2 separate regions of the Homo sapiens genome follow, and region 2 is linked to region 1. A link is an interaction called in ENCODE POLR2A ChIA-PET data of the cell type or tissue named here. Cell type or tissue: PC-9. All regions are shown on one strand. Links, peaks and the distances in the headings refer to the core of each region. The heading gives the core; the rest is flanking DNA. Region 1 overlaps PLEKHA7 (pleckstrin homology domain containing A7). Region 2 overlaps PIK3C2A (phosphatidylinositol-4-phosphate 3-kinase catalytic subunit type 2 alpha).

Region 1 (9,727 bases), core at 962-8,961:
CCTGGTACATGGAAGCATAAATATTGCTAACTGAATGAATCCAGTGTTTACAGAGTGTTTACTCACGCGTAAGTTCTAAGGATCTTACATGTATTTGCTCAATTAACCCTCACCACAGGTTCTATGAAGCCCATTTTACAGACGAGAAAACTGAGGCACAGAGCACTCAAGTGGTGTTCCCAAGGTCACACAGCTAGTGATAGCGGAATTCAAATTCAAACTTGGGGGGTCAGATTTTGTGCCTCATTGACTATACAGAACCAATCCATTCCCTTAGAACAGGTCTAAGGAGAAAGACTTGAGGCCTGCAGGAGACGCCCTGAAGGCCATGTCAACAGCTAATGGCTGGGCTTCTACTATCAACCACTTCTGCATCCCTGACATCCTGCCTCTGGTTTTTCCTATTCTCCTCATAATCCTACTGTGAAGTAGACATTGGGGCCTTTAGCATCACCATTTTCAAGTTCACTGCTCTGAACTCCCAGGAATGCCACCATTTATAGAGAAACTCAATGACTAGCACCTACTTCAACTCAGCTGTTGCTGACGAGCTGACTCTGCTCTTCTCAGCCCTGCTGTGTGAGTTCCCAGCTGTGTCTCACACACTAGTATCCCAAACACCATCGGGGAAGAGAGTGAAGAAGCAGAGTGGCAGAGAGAAGGCCAAAGATGATAAGGAAGATTGTGAATGGTGCTTTCATCAGTATTTCATAGCAGTTTGATTCCAAGCCCACAGTTTAAAAATGAATTGCTGCGGCCGCTGTAAACTGCTGTCTTCTGGGCTTTGCAGCTCTGCAATAAAAATTCAATCTAAGCAAAGCAATTTCTCCACTTAGGCAACTTTCTTCTTGCCCCTCCCAGAGAGGTTAGGAGACTGTCTTTTAAAATAGTAGATAAACTGCTGAATGCCCTTTAGATTCTATTTCATAAATTTCTACTTCAATAAAACCACCAGTGACAATAAACAACAATGCTAACGCTCAAAGTTGAGTTAAATGATTCAGAATAACTGTTCTAGATGTCCACTTCAAATGTAAAATTTACCTTTTGAATTTGAAAACAGAGCAAACCCTGTAAACTTTTTAAGCTGACTCCCAAAGCTAACCTAACACTTAAAGCACCAGTATCTGATGAAATATAATGCAAGCCACATACGCAATTTCGAAACTTCTAGGTTTTTAAAAAGAGAAAATCAGTGAAATCAATTTTCATAATATATTTTACTTAACCCAAAATATTATTTCAATATGTAATCAGTATAAAAGTTATTATTGCAATACTTTACTTTTTTTTTTTCTAGTATTAAATCTCTGAACTCTGGGTGTATTTCACATTGACAGCACATCTTAACCCAGACTAGCTGAATTTCAAGTGCTCCATAGCCACATGTGGTCAGTGGCTACCTTTCTGGACAACACAAATCTAAAGCTTTCAAGTCCCAATTTAAACACCTGCACAGTCTCTCCCTCCCCCGATACAGGAAAGTACACAGACAGGGCAGAATCAGAGGCTTTTTAGCAGTGAGAACTTGCTGTTGAGCCAAAGCACAGCCTCTTACTCCTTATTTTATATCAAATCCTGTCAAATCAACCACAGGCTTCAAAGATAAATGCTATACTGGAGTGACTCTGATTAAGTCATTGGGCAAGAAAATGGGAATGGGAAGGAGGGATTATTACAATAAATAAGAGTATTGATAATCCCTTACATTTACAGAGTCCACACAGAGATGGGTACTCGCATTCATCATTTCATCAGACACTCACACCTGATAACCCTGAGACACGAAGAACCTTCGTGACCAGGAGATCATCCAGGCAGACAGAGACAGTGCCAGGAGAAACTAAGCCCAGGGCTTGGCCTCAGAGTCCCAGGATCTGTCCTTGGGTTCCCAAAGTGCATAAAAGCAAAACTCACTGGAGGCACTTATTTAAAATACAGATTTCCAGGCCCTGCCCAGATATAATAATGAAGAAGTTTAGGGGATGGGAAGAAAGGTAGAACCTCAGGGTCTGCATGTTTAAGACATTTCCCAGGTGTTTTTGATGTTGTCTCTTTGGGAATGACTGTACCAAACCACCTTGAAAGAATTAAAGTGGGCCGGGTGCGGTGGCTCACACCTGAAATCCCAGCACTTTCGGAGGCCAAGGTGGGTGGATCACCTGAGGTCAGGAGTTCGAGACTAGCCTGGCCAACATGGTGATACCCTGTCTCTACTAAAAATACAAAAGTTAGCCAGGTGTGGTGGCGGGCGCCTGTAATCCCAGCTACTTAGTAGGCTGAGGCAGGAGAATTGCTTGAACCCAGGAGGCGGAGGTTGCAGTGAGCTGAAACCATGCCATTGCACTCCAACCTAGGCAACAAGAGCAAAACTCCGTCTCCCAAAAAATAAGCCGGGCGCGGTGGCACAGACCTGTAATCCCAGCTACTCAGGAGGCTGAGACAGGAGAATCACTTGAACCCAGGAGGCGGAGGTTGCAGTGAGCTGAGATTGCACCACTGCACTCCAGCCTGGGTAACAGTGTGAAACCCTGTCTCAAAAAAAAAAAAAAATTAAAGTTCTTCTCCTTAAAAAAAAAAAAAAAAATTCAATGTGCAAAAACCCATATTTGACAAAACAGGGCACTATTCTCACCCAGGAGACCTCATTCACTGAATTGGACTGCTGGTATCATTCTTTCTATGTATGTGAGGTACATCATAACAGACAGGTTAGTAAGACTTGTTGAATTCATGCTGAGCAAATTGTTGGAGATGTTTTTCTCTGTAATTTCAGTGACTTTGCTCCAAGAATCCTGGAGAAAATTTCTTCTCTGTCTGATAATAACGTTAATAACCAATATTTATTAAGCATTTACTATGTTTCACAAATATACATTATCTCATTAATGATTGTTAATCCTTAACAACAATCTTATGAAGTTCATGTTATTGTTAAGCCTTAACCAACTCACAGATAAGAACTTTAAGGATCAGAGGAGTTCACTTTTTTTTCCCCCTTCACCCAGGCTCAAGTGCAGTGGCACCATCTCTACTCACTGCAACTTCTGCCTCCCGGGTTCAAGCAATTCTCCTGCCTCAGCCTCCCGAGTAGCTGCGTTACAAGCATGTGCCACCATGCCCAGCTAATTTTTGTATTTTTAGTAGAGTTGGGGTTTCACCATGTTGGCCAGGCTGGCCTCAAACTCCTGACCTTAAGTGATTCACCAACCTCAGCTTCCCAAAGTGCTGGAATAACAAGTGTGAGCCACCATGCCCGGCCCCAAAAGAGTTAATATTTTAATCAAGGTTAATTTGAAGTAGGTCTATATAATGCAAAAGCTTCATTATCATTATTCCTCCTAATACTAATACTGGTTTCTTTCTGGCATCTAGTGTATTCTACTAGCCAGTAATAGTGTGTTTACTGTGTTGGCCTACCCTTCACACAGGTGTCTCTCCTCTGTGATTTCACAACCCCTGTAATTGACTGTTGTCTGCCTTCCCCAAAAGACTGAGAGTTCCTTAAGGACAATACCTCTTCACAAAGTCCTGTAGTGCTTGGTAAGGGATGATGGATAGATGGACAGATGGACAGATGGATGAAAGCCTGAAGGGCAGAGAAGGAGGGCTAGATCACTGGATTTTATCAGCCAGGCAAATAGAAGCTCCATAAAGTTTCTAAGCAGGGGCAGGATAAAAACTTTGATCCAGGAATATCTGGCACTCTGTGGAGGTGAGGGGTGGTGAGGGGACATGAGGGGAAGGGAGTAGTTAGGAGGTCCTTAGCAGATCTGAAGGGAAGGAGTCCCAATGCTGGGAGGCAGTAATGCCATATTAAATGGCAGTTTCAAAGGCATCAGGGATCTGGGCCCAAGAAGTGGGCCCGCTAGGGACCTGATTAAGAACAAAAGTCCTACAAAGTCTCATACTTTCACTCTCTGGCCTCAAAGGACACTGCTGCTCTGCCTTCCCATCTAGGTAACCGGTGCTCTTTGCTTTGCTTTTAAGGTATAACACATTCCCAGCCTCAAAATCCCAGCCTGCTCATGAGGGAGCCACAGACACAAACAGGCAAGATGCCCTCCACTGTCGTTTCCTCCTCACTTAGTGGGAAGCCACTCACTTTCCCAACCTCTCCTCATGGGGGCAGCAGGAGCCTGCTGTGGCGCCACCCATGATCTTTCCCCGTCTGGGTGCTTCTGCTTCTAGCTCCTGGGCTCTTCCTGCTAGAGACCTAAAGGTGGGCAATGCTGGCCAGGAGAGATGGCGTCCATGCCAGCCCATGTCCAGCCAGGCTGAGGCTTCTGGCCTTTCTCCCAGCACCTTCTCCCAAACAATCTAGACACTGGATAACCTGCCCTAAAGAGGACTGGACACCCCACCCACCAGAACCCTCAACCCTGGGACCTCTCCCCGAACGAACGTGTGAAACCCTCCTTTCTCACTCCCTATGACCAGGCAGGATTATACCAACCTTAAAGTGGAGGGGAGGGGGGGACTTTGAAATTGGTCACAGAATATTTTTAGGGTTTGGGAATCACAGGGATTTTAGTTTGTTTATGCTGACTTTTTTGATGTGTTCAAAGAATTTCACTTTAAGTGTTTCCCAAGAGGTTTGCAAAATCAGTATGCACAGAGGATGCCACAAACCTGCCCACAAAGCCCTCCTTCAGTACCTAATTAGAATGGCAAATCAGGATATCTGAAGGCTCTAGGTTTTGAAGTGAAATTTCTGTAGAAAACAGCATAAAAGTACTCATTACTGACAGGCCTCAACTTGCTGTGGGTCTTAATGAGCTTTCTGTTAGACTCTGTTAGACTCGGGCTCCAGCAACACCCCCTCCCCCACAGAGACAACCTAGGGGAAACACTCCCTCGGCCACCATTCTGCTCGGTAAGGTATTTTCCTCTCCACTGATCAAAGTGGAAGAAGAAGGAGAAATTTTCAAGTTTAAAAACTCTCATTCCAACTTTGGAGTTTGCAGGCCCCTAATCCCCAGGTGAAAGGGTAAAGTGATTGGGTCATCTGGGCTGCTGGTTCCAAAACGCAGCTGCGCCAGCACCCCCTGGGAACCTATAAAGAATACAGAGGCCTGGGCCCCACAGGACCTGGCATTTTTAAACACCTTTCATGACCACTGACTAGGCTACTGTTTTCTCAGCTACTGGGTTGTACAATCACACCTGAAAGTATCACCTCACACATGTTAGGAGGCCATTATCAAAAAGATGAAAGATAAGTATTGGTGAGGATGTGGAGAAAAGGGAACCTTGTACACTGTTGGTGGGAATGTAAATTCGTACAGCCATTATTGAAAATGGTATAGAGGCTCCTCAAAAAATTAAAAATAGAGGCTGGGTGTGGTGGCTCACACCTGCAATCCTCATACTTTGGGAGGGCAAGGCGGGCAGATCACCTGAGGTCAGGAGTTCGAGACCAGCCTGGCCAACATGACAAAACTCCGTCTCTACTAAAAATACGAAAATTAGCCAGGCATGGTGAGAGGCACCTGTAATCCCAGCTACTCAGGAGGCTGAGGCAGGAGAATCACTTGAACCAGGGAGGTGGAGGTTGCAGTGAGCTGAGATCGCACCACTGCACTCCAGCCTGAGCGAGAGAGCGAGACTCCACCTAAAAAAAAAAAAAAGAAAGAAAGAAAGAAAGGAAAAGCAAATATGGCTGGGCGCGGTGGCTCACACTTGTAATCCCAGCACTTTGGGAGGCTGAGGCGGGTGGATTGCCTGAGCTCAGGAGTTCAAGACCACCCTGGGCAACATGGTGAAACCCCGTCTCTACTAATACACAAAAAATTAGCCGGGCTTGGTGGCGCATGCCTGTATTCCCAGCTACTTGGGAGGCTGAGGCACGAGAATTACTTGAGCCTTGGAGGCAGAGGCTGCAGTGAGCCGAGATCATGCCACTACACTCCAGCTTGGGCTATAGAGTAAGACTCCGTCTCAAAAAAAAAAAAAAAAAGAAAAAAAAGAAAAAAAGAAAAGAAAACATGCATATATATACATAATGGAACACTAGTCTGCCTTTAAAAAGAAGAAAGTCCTATCATTTGAAACAACATGGTTAAACCTGGAGGAATTTATGTTGTAAAGCAAGCAAAGCACAAAAAGACAAATACTGCATGATCTCAATTACATGTAGAGTGTAAAAAAGGTGAGCTCATAGAATCAAAGAGTAAAACGGTGGTTACCAGAGGCTGGGGTGGGTGGAGGGGTTGGGAGATGTTGCTTGAAGGTTACATAATTTTAGTTAGGCAGAAGAAATAAGTTCAAGAGATCTATTGTACCTCATGGTGAGTACAGTAAATAACAATATATCGTATACTCAAAAATTGCTGATAGATTTTAAGTGTTTGTACCACAGAATAAGTATGCGAGATATTATATACATTAAATAATATAGCCATTCCACAGCTATCAAAACATCATGCTATACACAATAAATACAATTTTTGTCAGTGAAGCACACACACACCCCTGACTGTATCAGAATGTCCTCCATTGCCTCACCCTCCATTTCCCTCACATCAGGAAGGTAAGGCCATAGTAATGATGAGGAAGAAAGAATAGATAGGTAAGATGGTATCTGCACAAATACATGTGTTCACACATACATGCACACATATATACTCGCACCCCACATGCACACACATGTGCACACACACAGAGTGAAGGAGGAACACACACACACACACACACACACAGACACCCCTCAGCTTCTCTTGCAAGTTCACAGGAGCTGGAGAAGATGAAAAGCACAGAAGCTTGAAGCAAGAAGCTCTTTTCTCACATCCCACATGGATGGAAGTACTTTAGCAGAACTTGATCATGAGCTCCAGGATTCCCACAGCCACCTCCGTGAAGCCCTTGCCCACTTTCCCGCTTCCAGGGCATCCTCAACACAGGTCCTGTGGGTTTCAGGTCTATAGAGACACCTCTCTGGCCTCCTCAGCATCATCCCTGGAGCAGGACGTCATTGCTTCTCAGCATGGCATTCAAGCCATTTAAGATGTGAATCTTTCTTCTGCTTCCCCTTGTGCCTGTCCACTCAGACAACCCAGACCCCTTGTCACTCCATACACTGGATTTCTTACCTCTAAGCCTTGCTCATGTTGACTCCATCCCCCAGAAAGCTGCCCAACTCCCACTCTCTTTACCCCCTCCCCATCTCTATTTAGCAAGCTTTATCTGTCTATCTGTTTCAGTGTAACCCCCCCATCTGCCTCCTTTGTGCTCCTCCCCACCATTCACCACTACACAGAAGCCATGCCTTCCACCTAAGCCCCATCTCCCCTGCAGGTGGGAAGGGGTGGCACAGGGTCCTGCTCACCTTCTAGGCCTCATTTAGAAGACTCTAGATGCTCAGCAGTTGAAATGCATTTATAATGTTGGTTTATTGTCCATGAAACCAGGAGTTCTCAGATTTTAAAGTGAACAACATGGGGAGGGAGCGGTGTGACTGAAAATTGTAAACTCTCAGAGATTCTGGTTCAATAAATCTGGGTATGGCCCTGAAATCTGCATTTGTAACAAAACACTCTATTATACACACATGAATCTGATGCAGATGGCCTGTGGATCACACTTAGAGAACACTGCTAAGCAATTAACTTATAACAAATGCCCCAAAATTGTTTGCTCATTCATTCATTCATTCCAATGTCTGTCTGCCCACTATATGCCTATCCTAGGTACTTGGAGGAATAAAGAAGAGAATCAAGAATTGGATCTTACCCTGAGAGTCTATCTAGCACAGGAGTTAAGACATGGATATAAATCACCAATGTAAACCAAGGCACGATACAGAAAGTAACAAATGCTGTCAGAGCATGGAGATCATGAGCTACAGAAATTCAGAGGAGGGAGAGAAACCAAACTGGAGACAAACAGATGGAGGGGAGGGGAGAGACCAGAACATCAAGCCAAGATGAGGTTCTGAGAATGGGAAACTGGTCAAGAAAGTCAAACTCTACAAGGGGCATGGGAATTAGGCCTGTCAACAACCTTTGGACTTGGTGAGTAGGAGGCCAAGCAGATCTCAGAGAGTGGAGGATGAAAACCAGACAGCAAATGGTTAAGGGGGGAGTGAAGGCAGAGTAAAGTGTGTGTGGGGCGGGGGGCGGGGGCGGAGCACAGAGAAGGGAGGGAGCAGGGAGAGGAGTCAGTGGGAGAACAGAGCGCTGAGAACCATTTTCCAAGAGCTGAGAAGGATTTTATCCTTTGCTATATACCACGCCCTAGAATCTGTGAGGCAAGAAAATAGAACCAATGGGCATGGACATGAATATCATTACGGGTGAAGTCTCAAATTAAGGCATACTAGCCTTCAAAGAAATGAAAGAAGAACACCCAGAGCAATGATGGAAAGAGATCCCAATCAGGAAGTTTCAGGGATCCCAGTTCTTCCTGGTGCAAAGCTGTCCCCTGATGTTCCAGGGAGCTGGAAACAAAGGGATAAGAAGGCTGTGCATACCCACAAAGAAGAGGGTATGTATGTCCCTACTTCCTCTCCTTTGGGAAGAGATAAGACTTTTTTTTTTTTTTTCATAAAAGGAAATCTCTGCTGGATACAGAATAGAGTCCTGACTCCTAAGCATGGTCCGCAGGCCTTCCACAATCTAATGCTCAAGTACTATCCAGCCTGATCTGCTCGCCATTGTGGCCCCACAGATATCTTAGCCTCACATGCCTACCCTTAGCCACATTCCCTCCACCTGCCCATTCCCTCAGCCTGAGCCATTCACATCTCCAAGCCAATGCACATAGGGCTGCCCTGCATGGAACAGCTTTTTCCAAACATTTTCCCAAACATTTTCCCCTCATTCAGATACCCTTGCCTAACTCCCAGGCCTTTATGCTATAGATAAAGTGTTTCCTCCCCACCTCACTTCCTCGTTCATGTTTCCCCAGCTACATCTTTCTCTGCACTGCATTTTCACGACACTCAGGAATCCTTCTACCTTGGCATTCATTGCACTGTGTAGAAAGCATCCATCGCAGGCCTGCCTCACCTTCAAAACTGTTAGCTCCCCAAGGGCCAGGAACCAGTCCCCAACATCCTTCTATTCTTTTAATCATAACATTTACTGAGTGCTTGCTACGTGTCAGACAGAATTTATCTGTATTATCTCATTTAATCCTTCATAATTTTATGAAGTTTATCATCCATATTGCAAAGACAAAAACAAAGCCTGGTAGCATTACGTATCTTACCCAGTGTTACACAGCTGGAAAGTGGAATACTGGTATAGGAACCCAGGCAGTTTCACCTTGCCCTTCAGCCTCCTCCATGCAGCATGGGGAAGGTGTTCAGTTGACATTAGTTGAGTGAATAGGGATGGCTGAGAATACTCTCCATCAGTCTAAGAGGGGAGACATCATGACGATGATGATGATGATGATGACGAAGAAGACAACAACAATAACGGTGCATTCTACCAAGCACTTACCACGAACTGGGCTCTAGGTTAAGTGATTTACCTGGATTGTCTCACTGAATCCTTATCTTATGAGATAGATATTTTTATTAGTTCCCATGTATAATGCAAATACGGAGGCCCAGAGATGATAAGTAAAAGAACTCAGATACAAACCCAGGCAATCTCACTCTGAGACCCAGACTCTTATCCACAGGGTCATGCCATCATCTAGGTAAGCTATGTAAATGAAAACGTAAAAGTTTAGAGGCAATGCAAAACCATATGGGAAAGGAGATGGTTAGAGACATTTC
Region 2 (9,727 bases), core at 1,181-9,180, 210 kb after region 1:
AAAAATTTAAAAATTAAACTAAAAATAAATAAGGTATACAGGAGGATGTGCATCAGTTGTATGATAATACTATGTCTTTTATATCAGGGATTTGAGCATCCTGGGATTTTGGTATCTGAAGGGGGTCCTGGAAACAATCCCCCACAGATGATATTTAGCAGTATCTAGCAAACAATGATTTAAAATGAATTATAAGAAAAAGATTCACCATTTTAAATGTTTGACATTTGCCTGGTATATTTTCCAATGAAAAATAAAAATACAGCAGGTAGGCTGTATTTTTGAGATGGGGTCTAACTCTGTCACCCTCACTGCAGTGAGCCAAGATCATGCCACTGCACTCCTGCCTGGGTGGCAGAGTGAGACTCTCTCTCAAAAAACAACAACAACAACAAAAAAACACAAAACTTTTCCTTTAACAACTAAAAGAATAATTGTTACAGTAGCTAATGGTTTTCTGTTTCAGATTTATATTTTTTCAAAGGGCCTTCAAAAGTACAAAGCTAGAAAGAATGTATCTGAATATTAGACACATTCCTAGTCATAACCATTAAAGAATAAAAACAGCATAATTCTTAGGCCAAAGTACTGTAGAAATACAGGATCTCATTCCTTGGTTGGAATCCCGTTAAGATAATATATATTATGAAATGCAATAAACTCTGCAAGGAAATAAAATTAGTTTTTAAAACTATAAAAAAAATTTCCTACAGACTTTGGGAATACATCTCTAGAGAGGACACCCATACCAAGTTTGGAAGAAAGGATTAAAATAAAAGAGAATTATCTTCTCCACAGAAGAACTTAGCAAGATATCTGGAATTTCAATTTCACTGACAGCTCTTTATAAGCAAGCATGCTTCCTGTCATAAAATGAAGGAGAAAAATAAAGAATTAAATTATAATTAGCTTTTCTATCTAATGCTTTTCAGCCTTGGCCAAGAGCCACTGATTAACAAAAGTTACTTAGCACTTTTCAGATAATTATCTATTTATAAAGGTAACCTGATTCCCCACTAGTTCTAACGAGAAAACTATCCATATGAATGCCAAAAAGACACATAACAAAATTGGTTTATTAAAAGAATGATAATATTGATATTTTAAACATTTCCCCCTAACAGAGCAAAACGAGAGGCTTGAGGAACCATAAACCTACCATCACACGTAAAAGTAACTGGTAGCTGAAATCCTTCAATGTCAATGGAGACCTTCACACTAGCATTTTCTCCGCATATGTTTCTTTGTGCTGTGACTGGACTTAACAAATAGCCTGGGTTTGTGCGGTGATTGGTATATGGAAATTTGGTCTTCAATCTGTTCACAAGAAAGAAGAAATTAAATTCTTTTTTAAAAAAACTTCATTTGAGGGCTCTGAACAAGGCTTTACATGTTTACAGCCACTCAGTTCTGTGTCTTTGTCCAACTCAAGCAGCTCATGAAACTGCAATGAATGAGCTCCTGTTGAAACTCCAAATACCAGCATTTTCCTTTTAAATAAAAGAAACCCAAGGAAAAGGAAGAGATGAACTACTGCCAGGATATCTTTGGTAACATTATCAACACTACCCAAGCACATGCTTGGATAAATGGCATTTTAAATGAGGTCCTCTGCTTAAAAATCTTTTGCCACACAGTACAATTACACAAAATGGTACCTTTTAAATTATTCTATAGGCAATGTAGTCCTAAAACTATAATGGCCAAAAGGATAACAAGTTGGTTGTCTTAAAAAATATTTTTCTTCTAAGGACCTTTTTCGTACAAACATTGTTTTTGGCTGCTAGATAATGAACAAAATATAGACAATGGTTTTTTACAGTGCTACAAGGCCTTTCTTCCCTCAAAGTGATTTCTAAAACTTAGGGAATTGAAAGAACTGCCTGTGAAGGTATTCATAGGAGCAACACAGTTCAAAATTAAATACATGAATGTGGTGTATGGCTCATCTCCAGCCAGCACTGCTGTTATCGTAAGACAAAGATTTGATAACTTCTTTACACTTGTGAGCTCTTTTAAACTGACTTTTTAGAAGACAGGTACCAGTCCTCCTTCCTGCTTTTCATAGGGCTATGAATGGAATGAATGCTAGAAGTATTGTATACTTGCTTCTGTAGAGATTAAAATAATCAGGTCACATAAGTAGAATAAAACAGCTTGAGATGACAGAAAAAGGTTCTGGAGAGGTAGCACATGTAACCATTAGTGCATAGCCTCTAGAGCCAGGTTACCTTAGATTGAATCCTGATTATACTACTTATTAGCTGTGTGAACTTATTCAAGTTATTAAATTTCCTTGTTGCTTCTGTTTTTTCTTCTATAAACTGGGGGTAATACTACTACTTACCTGATAGGGTTGTTGTGAGAATTATGTGAATTTAGTTTATAAAGCGTTTAGAACAGTGCCTAGTACACAGTAAGTGCTTTAACCTTCTTGTCAAATAACTGAGTTAGTGAAGGAATAAATCTGGTTTTTGCACTGAAATCCTAAGCAACAATATTAAAAATATAATACACCTTTTCTTTATAAATTACTCAGTCTCAAGCATTCCTTTATAGTAATACAAACACTAAGACAGAGGCTCACATCAAATCACGAAATTAATGTATAAAATGTTAGAGAATTTTTTCTACATCTAAGCAAGCTTTCAATTTTCAGAAACCGTTAAGGATGACAAAAGTAAAAGCAGAAATTCTTGATAGCTAAGACAAGAATTTATTAGACAAAAATTCCAGTGATAAAACTTAGCTTGGTTTGAGAGGAGGAAACCTGCATTTCCCTTTCTTAAAATAAGTCCTTTCTTTTACACAACAATGTGAATGTAATTATGTCACTGAACCGTACACTTATAAACAGTTAAAATGGTAATTTTTGTTACGTATATTTTATCACAATTTAAGAAATGTTTTTATAATGAGTCTTTTTTGTATTTACTTGGTACCATGGAAGATACCAGATCCAGAAAATACACTAATTACCTTTTTCTGTAAAATTGATTTCTTCTAATCCATGGTTTGTTTGCTTTATAAAAATTGCCAAAAACCATAAAACACCTAAGATTTAAGATTCCTTACAATTGAGGTTTTTTTGTGGGGTTTTTTTGTAGCGAAATCTTTAAGCATTTAAACATACAAAATCAAATTAAATTATTAAATGAATAACTGCTGACTGAGTAAATTATTCACTTTCAATATAGACCAGATAAGGTATTTTTATGGATACTCTAAGCCACACATTACAGTTTGATGTTCTTAAGTAACTATCTATAAAGAGTATTTAACTCTAATTTTTTATTTTCTCTAAAATTTCTACTTCCCTATCACCCAAATAAAAGGCTTTGTCTATTTAGTGTGGCTCTACAGTTCAGGAAATTCAGTATCTCTATGCAGAAATGAAAATCCTTTATGGTTTATTTTTCTACTTTTGTGTGCTCAATCAGACTAAAATTCTGCACAGATAACCAAATCATGCAAAATCAGAACATAAAAAGAAGAAAAGAGATAAAAATGAGGGTTTTGAAAAATTTCAAATAAATTAATATTATTCTATAGGAAAGTACAGTCAGCACTGTTTAGAATAAAATTAACCAAATGCAGAGTTGAAGTCCTTGAAAACATACAGGAAGTTTTTGGGGTCAAGATACTAGTATAGGATATAAATAGTATATATATGAATATATGAATACTATATGACCATAAAGCTATTCAGAAAGACAGGTGTAGAATGTGGTTTCTCATCTTATCCTAAAGGACCACAAATAAAGTGGCAATAACTTCTACTGGTATTTAACACTATTAGATGAACTTTCTCGACCGGGTGTGGTGGCTCACACCTGTAATGCCAGCACTTTGGGAGGCCGAGGTGGGCAGATCACCTGAGGTCAGGAGTTCAAGACCAGCTTGGCCAATGTAGTGAAACCTCGTTTCTACTAAAAATACAAAAAAAATTAGCTGAGCATGGTGGCACATGCCTACAGTCCTAGCTACTAAGGAGGCTGAGGCAGGAGAATCGCTTGAACCTGGAAGGCAAAGGTTGCAGTGAACTGAGATCGCACCACTGCATTCCACCCTGGGCAACAAGAGTGAAAACTCCATTTCAAAAAAAAAAAAAAAGAACCTTTTCAGCACCTGTAACTAGTAGATATAGCAAGCTTTGTCAATTATGATAGGTGTAAAAGGAAAGAAATAGGACAAAAAACTCAGTAATAATGAAAAGTAGTCCTGAATCAATGTATTACAGAATCTTAAACTGAAAGAGATCTTTGAAATCACTAGTCCAACTCTTTAATTTCACAGATGAGAAACAACAACAAAAACCAATACCTAGAACTGGTAATAAATTCCAAGTCTGTTTTGTATTTTATCTTAACTATAAACAAATATCATTCTGACAGCCTGACACTAATTTCACAGCTGAATTTAAATGAATAAATGAATAATTTTAGGAGATCTCAAAAAGCAAAGAACTGGCTCTCTAATTAAAAGCCTACATACTTGTTTTAAAAATCCACTGCAAAATGAGCACAATGGAAAAAACAGAGCCACTAATTTCAAAGTACATCTCCTCATCTCAATCTCCATGGTCACCACAGGGGAAGTTCCTAGAACATGCCTTCAAAAACACCAGTACTTCTTACTGCTCTAGTATTTGTTGCAGTCATAGTCTACTAATGAAAATAAAATTACAAAGAGAACTCATTCTCTCTTTAGTCCATTTGCAGTTTCGTATCACATTTAAGTGTGTGCGTGTGTGTGTGTGTGTAAACAAAAACAATCATTTTCAATTAGTGGCAGAGTTTGTATAAATAGCTCTAAGATTCAAATGGGAGAAAAAAGGTAGGTCTCAGAGAGCCTAACTTCTCAACTTGCAAAGCTTAAATGTAGTAGTTACTTAACATGGCCTAACAGGAAAATACAAGGCCTGTCTGGGGAGAGTAACCTTTGCCAAGAAAAAGTGACTCTACTGATAATATTTTTTTCCTAAGGTATTCTGAAGAAAAGAAATGCTGGTTAAAAGGTAACATAAAGGAAGACAGAGTTTTAATAAAATATCACCAATGGTCCAGAAAATCTCATTAAATATTAAGTTCTTTAACATTAAAATAATGTACATACTCAAAAATGTTCTGGGAACCCCAAATCCTGCTATGCTTAAAGCAGACCACACTGAAGACAATGCTGGATTCAGAAAAAAATCTCCCAGTGGTGATCTACTTCCCTTTTTTAGATAACAGATCTCTCATCCTCTTGGCCACAAGGACTGTTGTTCCACTCTTTCCTCCTATGGGTGTTTCCTATCTGGCTAGCTAAGGGGACTCCTTTTTCTTCTCTGCTACTGAGACCATTAAATTGCATGGAGGAAAGGCAGAGGAAGAAAAGTGAGGAAGGTGAAGGAAAGGAAATGGAGTGGACAAGGAGAATTGAAGGAAGGGGGGATGATTTATAGTAATGAATTCCTGAATCTTGCTGTTAATGAACTCTATCCCATCCTTCCTCTATCTGCTATTTGGGTTGTGAACCAATACATGACCCTTTTTAAGTTCAAGATGGGTTTCTAGCACTCGTAACAGAAGTCACAACTAATATAGTGATATAATGGGAAGAAAACATGCTTAACCAGAAGCAAAAGAGAGTTGGTTCTACTACTGATATTACTGACTAGCCAAGTAAAGTTTGTTAGGTTACTTCTCTGAGTCTCAGTTTCCTCACCTATAATGAATGTTAGACACATTTAAGATTGAGAGAACATTCTATAAATGTGTTTTTCTAAACTTCAGAAAATATATTTGCTCTTCTAAACTTGCCTATTATAATATCATCTCTTAAATATGTTGAACAGTATTTTGAATGCTAGAAAGTTTACAGCAAAATTAAGTCTCTCTAAAACAAAAGTAGGTATTTTTTAAGTGTACTGAAGCTTACAGGTAAGTCATATTTTTCACTGGTTATTACAGTATCAGAAGTCTACTGTCTGACCTCAATTTTTTCTTCCAAATATTAAGAAATCTAACAGGTGAAGATACAAGTTCAACTGTGGTTTGTGATAACGTGCCAATTAACTCTTTGACTTGAAATGTTAGCCACAAGAAGAAAATAATTAAAATTTTTAAAATTTTAGAATTATTAGCACTAAACTGGTTTTCAAGTGAATTTTTCAAATGAACATTTATAAAGAAAAATTCCTTACTTTGTAATGGATCGACAAAAAGCTGCCATCTCCTCATTCTGTACTTCAACTTCTTGAAGAAGAGAACTTCCAGTTGGCAAACTACTGGTCCCATTTGGGTCTTTCTGTAATTAAAAAAGTGTTTTTATTTTAAAAGTGGAAGATCCACAAAATGCTACATAGCAGCACAGCACAAACACATTTTTATGAAAATATGTACAAAGCAATGGAGGTAAAATAAATCATATCAATAACAAATTTTTAAATTATATATTTCTATCTTTGTAAAAGTAATGTCAACTAAGCCTTATTTTCGTTCCTTGGTTTTACTTGCTCAATAGTAGAAACAGGCTATACCGGTCAGTAAGAATGGAATGCTAAAGACCTTTCCATTCAAAATATTCCTAAAATAGACACTTTAGAAATTTTACAACTAAATGAAATTAAAGGACTCTCTGTTTTAAGAATATGAAGAGATCAAGCCCATTTGGGACTCTTCTAATCAGCCAGAAATTCTATATATTCAACTAGGACCCAAATCCCAAGAAAGATGGTTTTTTATGTAAGAGAATGGGCATTTTCTAGGTTAATAAACTTATACTAACATCCTCACAATCCCTAAAAAGCTAAGTTTACGTCTGGTCAAAAACTGTTTACAGCTTTCAGGGAGATCAATTCACCACCCAAGCATAGCCAAACAGCAGAGTCCATTGAGAGTGTTTTGACACTACATAAAAATAACTTGATTTGGTGCAAATTTCAAATATAAATTCCCTTTAAAATTAGAATTGGAACATTCTCAATTCAAAATTCAGTGAGAACAAAGTGCGTATATTTCAAGAGCTATAACAGATTTCAATGACTATGGCACACAAAAAGACTTTTTTTTCTTTGTTTTTTGAGACAAGGACTCATTCTGTCACCTAGGTTAGAGCACAGTCACTCAACAATGGCTCACTGCAGCTTTGACCTCCTGAGGTCAGGTGATCCACCTCAGCCTCCCAAGTAGCTGGGACTACAGGCATGGGCCACCCCACCTGGCTAATTTTTGTATTTTTTGTAGAGTCGGGGTTTTACCATGTTGCCCAGGATGATCTCAATCTCCTGGGCTCAAGCAATCTGCCTGCCTCAGCACACAAGATGATTCTGTGTGAGAAAATTAAACTGAAAATTTAGGTCAACAATTCCTTTATGAGTTTCCTTCCTTTAAAACATGTCAGAGCCCTTTCTGCTAGAATGTGATATACACATTTGGAGAAAAAAATAAATACTTCGAGTGCTACAAAACCACAATTAAAAGTAACAAGTCTCCTGGGGAAAAGAGAGTTAAGGTAGACTACTGAATATCAATGTAGCCAGGTGTGGCATTGCACACTTGTAGTCCCAGGTACCCAGGAGGCTAAATTAAGAGGGTCACTTGAGCCCAGAAGTTCGAGGCCAGCCCAAGCAACACAGTGAAGCCCCATCTCTAAAAATAAAAATAATTTTTTATATCAATATAACTCTGTAATCAAAGCCCTAACTAAAACGATAATAGGACCTTATAAAAATACTAGCACAGTTAAATGTCTGCTCCCATTTGCACCTAGCATTTCATCCTTTGAAGCCTAAAACCCTGGGGCTCTTGTTTCCTCATTTGAGATATGAATTCTTCAGGACATATGCTTCTAGTCAACACCAATTGCAATGAAGTTAAAAGTACAGTACCACTGTGGGAGGCCAAGGCAGGCGGATCACCTGAGGTCAGGAGTTCAAGACCAGCCTGGCCAACATGGTGAAACCTTGTCTCTACTAAAAATACAAAAATTAGCCAGGCGTGGTGGCAAGTGCTTGTAATTCAAGCTACTCAGGAGGCTGAGGCGGGAAAATTGCTTGAACCTGGGAGGCAGAGGTTGCAGTGAGCTGAGATCGTGCCACTGCACTCCAGCCTGGGCAACAAAGTGAGACTCTGTCTCAAAAAAAAAAAAAAAAAAAAAATTCAAAGAGAAATGTTTTTGCAGCCTCTTGGTCTGCAAACATCGTTATAGCTGACAGATTAATACTGTGGAATGTGAAACTGTTCTTGAAGCCACTCATTTTCATTAATAAGAGGACACTTCTGCAGGATTCTCAGTGTTTTCCTAATATCTTCATATAGTGCTAAAGCTTTCCCTTAGGTTGTGAGAAGTTTGTTTCTGATTATTTCAAAAAGTTAATATGCCGGGAAAGATTACGTCTGAACTAATGCTACTTCCCCATTGTATTGACCTCAGTCTCATAGTTACCAATCACATATCAATCAATTTGTATTACAGAAGCAACCACTATGACAAATAGACTATATTACTCTAAAGAATGGGATTTTATATTTCCTAGCAAATCCTCTGGTTTCACACTCCAAATCTGCCACAATCTAATCCAATCTTATTTCCCAGAATCTCCCTAAAGATTTCTATGTTCCAGTTAGCTTGAATCATATCCTGTTCCTATAAAACACAAATCAAGCTATCCTGCCTCTGGACTTTTCCCTTCACCTTCCTCTTAAACTTCCTTCACCACATGTGTCAAAAATCTATTAATTTTTGGCTGGGCACGGTGGCTCATGCCTGTAATCCCAGCACTTTGGGACGCCGAGGCAGGCAAATCACCTGAGGTCGGGAGTTCAAGACCAGCCTGACCAACTGGAGAAACCCCATCTCTACTAAAAATACAAAATTAGCCGGGCGTGGTGGTGCATGCCTGTAATCCCAGCTACTCGGGAGGCTGAGGCAGGAGAATCACTTGAACCCGGGAGGCGGAGGTTGCAGTGAGCCGAGATCGTGCCATTGTACTCCAGCCTGGGCAATAAGAGCAAAACTCCGTCTCAAAAAAAAATAATAATAATAATAAATATATATATATATAATTATATATCTACAGGCATTCATTTATATACTTATTTATCAAAAAAGCTCTAATAGGTGGGAACTATTATTACTCCCATTTTATGGAAAAAATGAGGCACAGATGAGTTAATTAACTCACAAGGTCATACAGCTAATATAGGCAGAGTGTGAATTTCAACCCAGGCAGTCTGGCTTCAATGTCACATGCTTAATCACCATGCTAATCTGTCTCTCAAAAGAATATCCTTAAAAATCCTTAAAAACACAATGTGAAAAACAACGTTGTGACCTTTGTGGGAGCAGTGCTGGGAAAACCTAAAGCTTTGCTTGACCCAAGAATCATCTTTCCCTGAAGAACTGTTCTTCATGTTTTACTTATTTTAAAAACAGATTCTGAATCTCCTTAGGTGGCATTTTAGGATTTAAAAAAAATAATAATAGTTGTATTTTTTGCTGTGTCTCTCGTGAATTAGGTCTTTCCTTTTATTCAAGTTACGAGTTTGAATTAACAAAAACTGAATATAATAATTATCTAGTCACACATCAAGGTAATAATAGAATCTGGAAAGTTAACTCAAATGTTAAAGTCTGTAAAGGGTAAAAAATAGCTAGGCTGCCAATATTTCACCTCAAACATTAACAGTTTTGGGTTTTTCCCTCTGCTCTTTCTGGAATAAAAAATACATATATTTTACAC

What was found. Peaks named below come from ENCODE experiments on the same cell type or tissue, not always from the same donor. Only the 100,000 strongest peaks of a DNase experiment are listed, where the experiment ranks them.
Region 2: POLR2A ChIA-PET joins it to region 1 with 10 read pairs; 2 of 35 experiments call an interaction of 5 or more read pairs at or near these places.

Annotation. Positions count from the first base shown.
Region 1 is chr11:16,941,974-16,951,700 of GRCh38, forward strand. All of the region lies in intron 3 of PLEKHA7 (pleckstrin homology domain containing A7), which reads right to left. Among named protein-coding and RNA genes, the nearest start is that of SNORD147, 21 kb to the left of the region's middle. RefSeq lists an enhancer at 3,847-4,086. In PC-9, for the core only: CTCF peaks have their summits at 4,123 (motif pointing right) and 4,327; a DNase peak (open chromatin) is centred at 4,158; H3K27ac peaks cover 1,488 bases.
Region 2 is chr11:17,149,339-17,159,065 of GRCh38, forward strand. PIK3C2A (phosphatidylinositol-4-phosphate 3-kinase catalytic subunit type 2 alpha) reads right to left here. Exons shown (of 33, transcript NM_002645.4): 3 at 6,188-6,291; 4 at 1,160-1,317. Among named protein-coding and RNA genes, the nearest start is that of PIK3C2A, 54 kb to the right of the region's middle. In PC-9, for the core only: no CTCF peak of the experiment used is centred there; no DNase peak of the experiment used is centred there.